Regions from separate parts of the Homo sapiens genome. Here region 1 is linked to region 2. A link is a contact called in ENCODE Hi-C data. All regions are on one chromosome and are shown on one strand. The core of a region is the stretch at or near the end of the contact, and the rest is flanking DNA. Distances in the headings are between cores, read along the strand shown.

What was found. A loop is a pair of places that touch in the nucleus more often than their neighbours do. Pooled maps may share reads with other maps.
Region 1: a map of B cell shows a loop between it and region 2 (12-fold over the local background). The contact joins the promoter of ZFYVE26 here to the promoter of FNTB in region 2. A Hi-C loop is called at or near these places in 2 of 168 maps with a recorded cell type or tissue (B cell and CD8-positive, alpha-beta T cell) and 5 of 50 pooled maps.

Annotation. Positions count from the first base shown.
Region 1 is chr14:67,815,186-67,821,116 of GRCh38, forward strand. It overlaps ZFYVE26 (zinc finger FYVE-type containing 26), which reads right to left and starts at 1,405. Exons shown (of 42, transcript NM_015346.4): 1 at 1,349-1,405; 2 at 585-861. The coding sequence starts at 778. RAD51B (RAD51 paralog B) reads left to right here and starts at 4,594. Exons shown (of 11, transcript NM_133510.4): 1 at 4,594-4,668. RefSeq lists enhancers at 1,617-1,786, 1,837-1,936, 4,427-4,721, 4,981-5,742.
Region 2 is chr14:64,985,645-64,992,124 of GRCh38, forward strand. FNTB (farnesyltransferase, CAAX box, subunit beta) reads left to right here and starts at 1,251. Exons shown (of 12, transcript NM_002028.4): 1 at 1,251-1,453. The coding sequence starts at 1,310. All of the region lies in intron 3 of CHURC1-FNTB (CHURC1-FNTB readthrough), which reads left to right. It overlaps LOC107984655 (a long non-coding RNA gene), which reads right to left and starts at 1,469. Exons shown (of 2, transcript XR_001750792.2): 1 at 1,036-1,469; 2 at 1-955. RefSeq lists an enhancer at 4,884-5,003.

The DNA.
Region 1 (5,931 bases), core at 155-2,654, 2.8 Mb after region 2:
TGAAAAAATGAAGGCAGATTAAGAAAATGCTGAAAACCAAATAAACTCTGTAGTGTCATTTAAAGTAATGTGCCAATGTCAATTTCATGGTTTTGATATTGTACTACAGCTGTATGAGACGTCGCAATTGGGGCAGACTGGGAAAAGGATACGCTGGACTCCATTATTTTTGCAGCTTCTTGTGAGACTGCAATTATTTCGAAATAAAAAGTTTTAAGTAAAGCGACAACAATATTTTCAATCTCATAAGCAAGAAGAGAGCAGGGTTTGCTTTTTTGGAGGCAAAGAAAATAGTTTTCAATGCAGTTCCACCATCTATATTAACGAGGATAAACAAGAAATGGCAGTTTCAGGCACACTTTGGCAGCCAGGCTTACATTCAGTTGCAGATGATAATCAAAAGCCAATATTGACTAAGTAATGGATGTATACTATAGAGGTAAAATTTCAGAGCACGTGAAATACACTGTGCCTCTGCTTATTCTTCAGAGGGTAGTTGAGTGGGGGCACATTGACCAATGCCCAAATATTGAACCACATGTCTCTCACCCTGGGACCGTCTGGTAGGAAAAGAGATCCCTTACCTCAGCAGATTTGGACACACCACCAATGCCTGAAGTATGTCTTCTACCCTCTTTGGGATATCCCCTTGTCCCTCCTGTAGCTGAGGTACACATGCCTGTGCCAGCTCCCATTCTCCCCTCCGCAGGCATTCGCAGAAAAATCCAAAAAGCTGCTTCTGCGAAGCAGCTTCCTCTTTTCCAAATGGATGATTCATTTTCCCAGCACAGAGTGCAGGGAGATACAAAGAAATGAGTTATGCCGAACACATTCTCAATGTTCTCATTCGCGGAGTACCTCCTAGAAACAACACAACGCCAGTGAGAAGAAACAGAAGGCACTGTATTAAGACAAAGCAGCAACTACTGGTCCGCCTGGGAAAGGCGGGACTTGCTTGCCTAAGTATCGTTTTCAGTTTAATTTCCCACGTTACTTTTTGAAAACACTTTCTTCAAGGGGTGGATCCCATCTCTTCACGCGGATTCCTATATTTAATAATATTAATAGTCATATTTGCTCCGGGCGCAGACCCATAACTCTACGTCCGTATTCCCTACTGAACGTTATGCCCAGTCTTGACTCCAAATCCCCAGGTGGTCGCCTCCTCAAGAATGAGAAATTCAGCAGGAACCTCCCTAGTTTGAGCCCTCTGTTAAGGCAGAGGATTGACGACCAGGAGACGAATCTGTGTCATAAGTGGAAAGCAGTGTGGGGGTGGGCCGCAGGGACGCTCTCTGCGGGGGTCGTGGAGAGGGGCCCCTCCCTCTCAGGGGTGTCTTACACTCACCTGCTCCCGGCGCCCAAAGCAATAGAGCTCTCAGCGCAGCCATGTTTGAGCCGAGTCAGGTGACAGAACCCACTCCGAACAGCGGTGGTGGGGGTGGTGACAAAGACTGAAAGCCCCACTCCTATTGGCTCAAGGCAGGGAAGATGAAAATTAAGTGCCATATTTGTTTGAGTCACGTGACGCCACCTCTCCGGGAGTAGGGAAAGCTAGAAAGCTCGGAAAGAGGAAATCAGCTACCTGGCTGCGGACCATCTCCCTCAATTGTGACAGCTCCGGCGCTCAATACTTTCAGTTCTGCATTCGGCCGAGCAGGTGGCAGGAAGAACTGTGACCCTGGATTTTTTTTTTTCTTCCACTCTCTTATCTCCTTAACATGTGAAGTCAACATTTATTGAACGCCAACCAGTGATGGTGTTTTGCCAGGCGCGGGGGATACCCGGAGCTAGGAGAACTGGGTTCTCCTCCATTATTATTCTATCTACTGGGCTCTTTTGTTCCGGAACTCTGCGGTCTGAATTTCCATATTCTTCTGCTTCACTCCATTCATTTATTTGCACATTTACCCTACAACTGTTAATTGAACGGTGTGCTAGGCTTTATTTTATTTTTTTAGAGACAGAGTCTCTCTGTCGCTGGAGTGCGGTGGTGTGATCTCGGCTCATGGCAGCCTCGAACTTCCTGGATCAAGTAATCCTTAAGCCTCAGCCTTCCTGTAGTAGCTGGGACTAGAGGCGCGCGCCACTACACCGGGCTTAGGCCCTATTCTCTAAGTTGAGTAAATGGAGGTCCTTCTTCTCAAGGGAGATGCAGGCCAAAAATTAGGAGACGGTGGGCTAAATTATAAGACAGAAGTATGCATAAGAGATCAGAGAGCAAAGAATGAGCAAAGGCTTTTTCGCAAACACAATAATCTGAAACCAAGTCTTTTGTTTTGAGACAGAGTCTCGCTCTGTCTCCCAGGCTGGAGTGCAATGGCGCGATCTCGGCTCGCTGCAACCTCCGTCTCCCGGGTTTAAGCGATTCTCCTGCCTCAGCCTCACTGTGTAGCTGGGATAAGCGATTCTTCTGCCTCAGCCTCACTGAGTAGCTGGGATTTACAGGCGCGCGCCACCACACCCGGCTAATTTTTGTATTTTTAATAGAGACAGGGGTTCACCATGTTGGCCAGGCTGGTCTCGAACTCCTGACCTCAGGCAATCCGCCCACCTCGGCCTCCCAAAGTTCTGGGATTACGGGCGTGAGCCACCGTTCCCAGCCTGAAACCAACTCTTGAAGTAACGGCTTACTAGGTTTGCTCACCACAGCTGCCTTACACCAAGCCTTTTGTTTGGTTTCCCTGGTGTGCTTTAATCACAGACTCTCAGCTTTCCTCACTATGTGTGTTTCAGGTTTAGTAATTTCATTCAGCATTTCCCAAACTATTTAATCACCAAAGGGTGGTGAAAAGAGCAAGTTAAAACAAACAAAACGTTTTCTTCCAAAAACTCTTCTGTGATTGGTGGATTGTCCTCGATTCCTGAGAAAAGTAACATGGCTTTCTGGCCCATTAAGGTTTTTTTTTTTTTTGAGGCAATGTCTGGCTCCTCTCACCTCAGCCTCCCAAGTAGCTGGGATCACAGGTGCCTGCCACCATGTCTGGCTAATTTTTGTATGTTTAGTAGAGGCGGGGTTTCGCCATGTTGGCCAGGCTGGTTTCGAAATCCTGAGCTCAAGTGATCTGCCTGCCTCAGCATTCCGAAGTGAAACCGCCTTTGCAAAATTATAACTGAGGAAATTATGACAGTGAAAGAAATCAGACCTAACCGACTCTATCTTGCTTCTAACCGTTAAGCTGTCCTTGTTCATTCCTGGGCGTAGGCTGAACTAACTTTGGGGAGGAATTCAGTTCATGGTTTGACTCTGAAACAAAATTGATAACAGCCCTTTCCGAAAAGACCCACTTCTTGCCTGGGGACCAGTCTGCCTTTGCAGGACTAACAAATTAGCTACAAGTTTAGAAATTACAGTTTAGAGGTCATGCAGCCTCTGGCTCCAAGAGTCTGAACCTCCCCAAATTGCTCCCGGGGGTGACATCACTATTGCAAGCCCTAAGATCAGTGCTTGAGATATTTTGTAGACCCTGCACTCCATGGATCAGCTGACACCACTCAGACCAGTAATTTGGCGCAACCAGTTTTGCCATCACACCCAGGAACAGAAGACATTAAGAAAACCTCACTTCGACCCCTTATGATTCCATCTCCAACCTGACCAATCAGCACTCCCCACTTCCTAAGCCCCTACCAGCCAAATTATTGGTAAAAACTCCGATCCGCAAATGCTCGGGACAACTGATTTAAGTAACAATAAAACTTCAGTCTTCCGCACAGCTGGCTCTGCGTGAATTACTCTTTCTGCATTGCAATTCCCCTGTCCTGATAAATCGGTTCTGTCTAGGCAGCTGGTAAGGTGAACCCATCGGGCAGTTTCAAAAGTGCTGGGATTACAGGCATGAGCCACCGCGCCCAGCCTATTTTTTGTATTTTTTTGTAGAGGCGGAGGGGTGGGGGAGGGTGTCTCACTATGTTGCCAAGGCTAGTCTCGAACTCCCAGGCTCAAGTGATCCTCCCGCCTCGGTCTCCCAAAGTGCTGAAATTACGGGCGTGAGCCACTGCGTCTGGCCCCTTTAAGCCATTGTGAAAAGTGATGATACACGAAAAAAAAGATTTCCAGGGCCGAGAGCGGTGGATCACGCCTGTAATCCCAGCGCTTTGGGAGGCCGAAGCGGGCGGATCACGAGGTCAGGAAATCGAGACCATCCTGGCTAACACGGTGAAACCCCGTCTCTACTAAAAATACAAAAAAATTAGCCGGGCGTGGTGGTGGGAGCCTGTAGTCCCAGCTACTAGGGAGGTTGAGGCAGGAGAATGGCGTGAACCCAGGAGGCGGAGCTTGCAGTGAGCCGAGATCGCGCCACTGCACTCCAGCCTGGGCGACAGAGCGAGACCCCGTCTCAAAAAAAAAAAAAAAGAAAGAAAAAAGAAAAATTTCCAAACAGGGTGTTCCCTTGTTTCACATTCTCTTTGGTGATGGTCCTGCAACAGATTTTGATAATCACTATATTGAGAAACTGCTTCAGATTCGATCTGTTAGGCTGATCATAGTATTAACTACAATTCCCAGCAAGCCGCGGAGCCAACCTGGGCCTCTGCCGGCCTCTGATTGGATACAGTAGCCAGAATGACGACTCAATCAGTGCTTCGGTTGTTGCTTTGCGGCGTTTTCCGCGGGGAAACTGTGTAAAGGGTGGGGAAACTTGAAAGTTGGATGCTGCAGACCCGGTACTGGAAAGTTTCATGTGGGGTGCCGTTGTGGGGAAGTGGGGTTCGCTCATTATTTCCTGCTCCTTCCCTAGGCTCGTGGGTTTCGATATTGGGGGAGCGGAGATTTTCTCTTGGGTGCTGGTCACGCCCCCTTAAGACTCGGGATCGTCACTAAGAACCCCGCTGTGAATTGGGGGAGCTTCGGGCCTTCTTTTGGTGGGGAATGCTTGGAAGCTGCTCATTGTTGGAAAAAGCTCTTTTTAGGGGATTCTGGGTGATGTTTCCGCCTGTTGCTGCCCATCTTCCTCCCCAGCCCCTTCCCGCTTCGGGCAGCCTGTCATTAGGGGAAGTTGAGGGACTCTCCCACTTCAGGTGGTGTTGGAGAGCGTGGAATCTGGAGTCCGGTCCCTGGATTCGAATGCGAGCTTCACACCAATTGTCAGCTGTTTAACTTTGCCCAAGTTTCTCAACTAGTTACCTCAGTATCCTTATCTGTAAAGTGAGGTAAAATATCCGAAGCCTTTGGAACAGTGTGGCACGTAATAAGGGCTCAATAAATATTAGCTAATATTGTTCCTAAACAGTTGTTGAACATCTAACATGAAGAATTTTCTTTTCTTGGTGGTAAGGAGGACAGGGTTCATTCTCCAGGGTTGACCGTCTCCCCTCATGTGCAATACACATACGTGCTTTCGCGCACACATACACCGCAGGAATTTACGTGCTCCGGTGGGGGCAAACAAACTTGCAAGCCATAATAGTATTTTGATAAGATTATCGAATAGATATGTGCGAAGTTGATGAGAACATTGGAGAGGAAAAGACTTGACTCTGGGGAAGGTTTTGTGGAGGGAAGTCAGGGAGACAGGATGCGTGACCTACCAATACACATACCATGTGGCTGGAGGGCAGATCATGTGAGAGTCATTAAATGATGATTGCTGACCTTAAGTACTATGTGCCACGCACTCCCCGAGTCCTTTAACCTCCACTACAGTCATATGAAGTAGTAAATTCATATGACTGTAAAACAAGGGTTTTAAGGAAATTAAGACACTGAGAGGTGAAGTAACTGCCAGGAAGGATAGGAACTGAACGTTGCAATGTGATGTATGAGTGAGAAGGAAGTGAGGGACCAATTTTTGATGTTTTTCTCTGCGACCCTAAGAAGTTTGGAATTTATCCTGTGGTCTACCAGTCCCATGGGAAGTGTTAAAGGATAATCGTGACTTTTTAGGAAGCTACTCAAGGCAGGATTGTGACACTGATCTGACTTTTGCA
Region 2 (6,480 bases), core at 1-2,500:
TTGTTTTTTTGTTTTGCTTTTTTTTTTTTTTTGAAACAGGGTCTCGCTCTGCCACCCAGGCTGGAGTGCAGTGGCACAATCATAGCTCACTGCAGCCTCGACTTCTTGGGCTCAAGAGATCCTCCCACCTTAGCCTGTCGAGCAGCTGGGACTACAGGCATGCGCCACCACGCCCGGCTAATTTTTTTGATATTTAATAGAGATGAGGTCTTGCTATGTTGCCCAGGATGTTCTAACTCCTCAAGTGATCCTCCTGCCTCAGCCTCCCAAAGTGCTGGGGTTACAGGCGTGAGCCACCGTGCCCAGCACATGTCTTCTAAAAGCTGCTGTTTCTTCCTTTTTCAGGAGTTCTTTCCCATACTGTTCTTCTGGATGACTCCTCGTCATCCTTCGGATCTCAAATGAAAGGTCATTTAGAGAGGCTTGGCCTGACCATACAATTCAATTAGTTTCTTACCCCTTTAGTCTCTCTCATAGACCCTGTTATTTTCCTTCATCTCATTTATCACAAGTCTTCATATATTTATTGCGTTGGATACATTCAATTCTGTCGATTTTCTTAGAATGTAAGGTTTCCAAGGGAAGGGACTTCGTTTTGTTCACTTTTGTATTCCTAGAACCTAGCACAATGCCTGACACATAGCAGGTGTTCCATAAATATCTGCGGACTGACTGTCTATTTCACTTATCCTTGTTCCTTGTACTGCATTTCAGTTCTCGCTACTGCAGTGTAACCTCCAAGAGACAGGAGAAAATCATAATACCCCCCTCCCTCCATCACTGAGTGATACTGAGACGGCGTCCTTGCACGTTTGAGCAGCTGCTGCCTTCTCCTGGGAGGCTGTCAAGTACCCCAAGGTGCACAATAATTCTTTTAGTAATTGCCTGACTGAGGCAAATCAGTAGAGCTGTCAGAAATGCTTTCAAACTTAACATTCATTGGGTTCTTGGGCACCTGAAATTGCAAACAATTGCATTACAATTAAGTGAGAATTAGCAGAATGTTACAGTTCTTTAACAATTTGCGTAACAAACCGAGGCGTCCTACGCCATCTCGCTGAAATGAAATTCGGATGTAGACACCCTTGCGCTTCAGGACTCTACGCTCTTGCAGCAGCTCCTCTGCCCAATGGGGGGCGGCAGCATCTCAGTAACTCACTCGAAAGACGGGTAGGCGGGAGGAGACATTCGCGTTCAAAATCTTTTTGCCTCTATCCGCTCGCCGTAGCGCTTTAGCCCGCTCGAGTTTCAATGCGCGTTGTTGCTTAACGAAGCAGAGTCCTACACACTGTCTGCTGCTCTCCTGATCATGGCTTCTCCGAGTTCTTTCACCTACTATTGCCCTCCATCTTCCTCCCCCGTCTGGTCAGAGCCGCTGTACAGTCTGAGGCCCGAGCACGCGCGAGAGCGGTTGCAGGACGACTCGGTGGAAACAGTCACGTCCATAGAACAGGTGAGGTGGCAGGACTGGGCGAGGCGCCCGCGCGATGTGTTCTGGGAGCGCGAGTCCCGTTCGTAGGGCCGCCCGGGTGCGGAACTCACCGGGGAACTACGACTCCCACAGCGCACCGCGGTGCCTTTCCTCTGGGAAGCTCCGGGCGCCCAGGCTTGGGCTTCGTCGTGGAGCGTTTGCGCGGCCAGCTTGGGGAAGGGTCGTTTCAAGGTTGGGCTTGGAGGAGAGGGCAGTAGCCGAGTCCCCTCTGCCCTAAAGAACGAGAAGAATCGTGTTCTATGCCTGGAGGACAGAGGCAGCCCGTGCGGGTCGGACAGCCCACTCTGTTCTGCCAGTACTTCGGGAGGTTCTGGGGTGCATAGTGCACTTTTCCCAACCTGCCCTCAGCTTCTGGAGGCAGAGAGCAGGGCCAGGCTGCTGTCATGCCGTTTCACGATCTGTTTAATTTTTGACCTACAGTGCCAGGTTTGGGGGCCCGCCTCGTGGGTGGGCATTTTGGTAGTCATTCAGCCATTTGAGCACCAGCTACGTGTCGGACACAATATTAAACGATGGAAGTACAAGGAAATAAAACAGCTCCTGACCAGGAGCCTGGTTGGGGGACAGGCAGGAAAACAGTTTGGAAAGTGATCTAATAGAAAGAATGGATTTTGGACTACTAATCATTCCCTAAGGCCTAGAAGTAGGATCGAACCTATCATTTTGAAAAGTGTTTGGCGAATGAGTATATATTCATATGCCCAAAACCATAGTTTTGTTTTTCTTCTTATTCCCTAATTGGAATTGTTCCCAAGGTTGCTATGTGGAACTGTTTATCCATCTGTCCCTAGGAGAAGTGGTTAGGATAATTCTTAACACTAATAAATGAACATTCTGCTGCTTACTGAAATAAGATCTCTTAGTGAGATCAGTCTCCAGGCTTTACCTTGGAGAGACCTGTTTTGTATTTCCTACTTTAAGTTGGAAGCCTGTACTTTGGCAAAATTAGTAACAATAATTGTTTTATTGTACAGTTATGACTAAATAGAATTATAAATTTATAACAGAAACAAGGGCTTGATACGTGGTTATTCACAAAGTAGCAGAGAAAATATTTTAACTGGAGATTTAAACTTCATGGAATTTAGGGTAGCAAAGGAAATCCTCACCTCTCGAATCTAGCTAATTCTCCAGGTTGGTTTGCCTACCAGTGTGTCCCAGGGAAGGCTGACTGCAAAAGATTGTAAAGAAATTTCCCATTGATGAAAAACCTACAGGATCTTTGCAGAATTCCTAAATGATGGATTGCTGAGTTGATTCAGGTCAAGTGTTTTACTTATTATCTGACCTTAGACTATGGGATTGCCTTTTTTTTTTTTTTTTTTTTTGAGATGGGGTCTCGCCCTGTTGCCAGGCTGGGATGCACTGGCTTACTGCACCCTCCGCCTCCCGGGTTCACGCCATTCGCCTGCCTCAGCCTCCAGAGTAGCTGAGACTACAGGCGCCCACCACCACGCCTGGCTAATTTTTGTATTTTAGTAGAGACAGGTTTCACCATGTGGCCAGGCTGGTTTTGAACTCCTGACCTCCAGTGATCTGCCCTCCTCGGCCTCCTAGAGTGCTGGGATTACAGTCGTGAGCCACTGCTCCTGGTGCGAGTATCTTTCAAATCTAGACCCAACGGTATGGCAGACAGTAAAGAATCTTATATTTCTTTTTCATGTTGTTATTCCAGCACACATTATTAGAGTCTAGGATGAACAGTTTCAGGTAGTAGGATGATAATGTTGTATCTCATTTTTGTGGCCTTCCTCACTGTTTTAATAATCATGTTAGTGACCATTTATTGAGTCTCAGCACAGTGCTAAATGCTCTCCATATGTGGTATCATTCAATCCTTTCACTTTTTATGGATGAGAAGACTGAGGTTTAGAGACCTACCACATTGGTAGGTTAATGATACATTCATCAAAAGTAACAACCTTGTTAGGAGGAGTTGTTTACAGAGGATATACTAGTACTCTTTCAGTTTTAACTAAAGCTTCCATTTACTGATAGCTCAATTTTGTGCCATTGCCAGTAAAAACAAATTGATGGCTGACACCTGTAATCCCAGCACTTTGGGAGTTCGAGGCGGGAAGATCACCTGAGCCCAAGAGACCAACTTGGGCAACATAGCAAGACCCTGTCTCTACCAAAAAAAAAAAAAAAAAAAAAAGTAGCTGAGCGTGGTGGCATGCACCTGTAGTCCCAGCTACTTGGGAAGCTGAGGTGGGTGAATTGTTTTTGAGCTCAGAAGTTCACAGATGAGCCATGATCGAGCCACGGTACTCTAGCCTGGGCAACAGAGTAAAACCCTGTCTCTTAAAACAAAAAACGACTATACTGATTTTGGTACTGGCCTGGGCAACATAGCAAGACCCTGTGTCTATTTAAGATGAAAGCTTTTCAAATTAAAAAAAAAAACAAACAAAAAATAAATGCTTGTTACCTGCTTCCTATCTGATTATCAGAAGACTCGGTTTATTTGTTAAGCAATAATTTGGTAATAGGAGTTAAACCTATAAATAGTGGAAGGAGTCCTTAGCTGTGAGTCGTCTGTTCCATTCGTTGATTCTCATTCATTCAGCAAATACTTGAGCGCCTTCTACGTGCCAGGCACTGTTCTAGACACTCGGCATAAGTTGTTAAACAAAAGAGGCCAAGTTGATGCCTTTATGAAACTGTTTCTAGGCCAATGAGGCAGTCAATTAAAAGAGTTAATATCTATAGCTATCTCAATATAAAATGTTAATTAGAAACGCTGTGGAGAGTAACACCTTGGGATAGAGGGGATAGGGTGTGTCAGGAATGGGTGGGGTGGGAGCAGGGGAGGTCTTCATATAAGGTGTTAAGGGGAACCCTCTGGTGACAACACATGTGATCTGAGACCTGAAGTCTCAGATGAGGGAGGAAGCCATCATGGATCTGGTGCAAGAGTATTCTGGGCAGAGAAAGCAGCAAGCACAAAGGACCAAGGCAGCAGAATGCCAGGTGAGCAGGGGGCTTAGCAAACCAGAGAGTAGGAGATGGGTCGGATCATGTAGGGTCTCATTGGCCTTTGGAAGTACTTTAAAATACCCTGACTGAGATGGAGAGCCACTTGGCTGTATACCTGCCATTTACTGCCCCAGATTCACTTGGCCCTTTTCTAGCCTGCTCTGTAGATGTGCCCCAGGAGGGGGCCCTGCACTGACAGGTTGCCTTGCTTTATGGCTGCGGGCCATGGGAAGTATTGCTGGGGGTGACCGAGAAGGAGAAGAATGAGACCACTGTATTTCTTCCCTCCTGCAGGCTTGTGTGGGGTGGGGTTTCCTTAGACTTAAGGTCACATTTCCTGTCATGTGCCTTCTCTGCGGAGCTCTTTGTCTCCCTCCCTCTCCATCCTTCACACCTTCAGGTCTATGAGGAGTTCAGGTACCCCTGATTTACCAGCTCCAGATACTGCATTTTCTCTTGTGGTTTCCCTACACCTGCCCACATCTTTGTAAATAGTTCCTTTATAAACTCTCCTCAAATCACCCACTTTGTGCCATCTGTTTCCTGCCAGGACTTAGACTGATCCATGATCAGAGAGTTTTGAGCAGGGGAGTGACACAGTCTGACTAGCATTTTAACAGGCTCATTTAGGTTACTGTCAAGAGTAGATGGTGGGGAGTGAGGGTGGATACAGGGAAACCAGTTAGGAGGCTATTGCAGTATCCTGGGAGAGAGGTGACGGTGGCTTAGCTCACAGTGACGGTAGTGGAGGTAATGAGAAATGGTCAGCTCTGGATATTTTTATGAAGGTCTCTACCTTGCTAAGCTGTTTTGTTAATGCAGATGCAGGGAGGGCCTTTCATGACACTAGAGAACAAGACATGGTTGTATTGTTAGTGCCTGCCTTCCTTATTGTGCCATCTGGAATCATCCCATTGCAGACACTCTGATTCAGGCCAGTAGGTTAATACTGATAGTCTCAGAGGTAGCAGCCTTGCCAAAAACAGGTGTTTACAAAAGATACTACTGTTTTTCTTTGAGTTTGTCTTTGAACAGAGGCAAACGCGTCCTCCACTTTAAATGGCATGGTGTCATTGAACCATTGGCATGGTTCATTGTCAATGAAGTGACTTGAACTCTGAGGGGAATATAAGAGAATTATTAGTCTTGATCCCTGCCCTCAAAATTCTTTTATCTTAGAGAGATAAAAAAGAATATGCTGTAAGGCCGAGTGCGGTGGCTCACTCCTGTAATCCCAGCACTTTGGGAGGCTGAGGCTGGCGGATCACTGGAGGTCAGGAGTTTGAGACCAGCCTAGCCAACATGGTGAAACCTCATCTCTACTAAAAAAATACAAAAATTAGCTAGGCGTGGTGGTGTGCACCTGTAATACCAGCTACTCAGGACACTGAGGCAGGTGAATCTCTTTAACCTGGGAGGCGGAGGTTGCAGTGAGCCGAGATTGCACCATTGCACTCAAGCCTGGGTGACAGAGCAAGACTCCATCTCAAAAAAGAAAAAAATAAGAAGAATATGCTATAGGCAGTCACAGAGTGCTAAATTATAACTGCTTTGCACGAGGATTTTGGGGAGTTGAAAAGCCATCTGTGTGGGCTGAGGTGGTCAGGATGACTTCATGGAGAACGTGGAACTGGGTGGGCTGTAAAAAATAGAGTTTGGGGCAGCCATTCAAGGAGGGAGAGCTGTTTTGAGGGAAGACTCAGGCTTGACTGGGGGCGTTAAGATGGCTTACCAGGAACGGAGGGTGCAGGTTGGATGTGGTAGGAAATGAGGTGAGCTGGGCGGGTGGGCCCCTATCAGGGTATTAAGAGGCAGGTGATGTGCTGGCTTCAGGTTCGGGCAGTGGGCCACCACATATCCTAAGGAGGGACCAGCGGAACAGAATCCTGACCTGCTGTTGACTTATTTCAGCTTATAGGATCCAAAATATTAGTAAATGGAGGTGGAACAAATCACTAAATATGATAAAACTTCCCAACTTTTTATGCCTCTGATAGAAGGGACTGGAG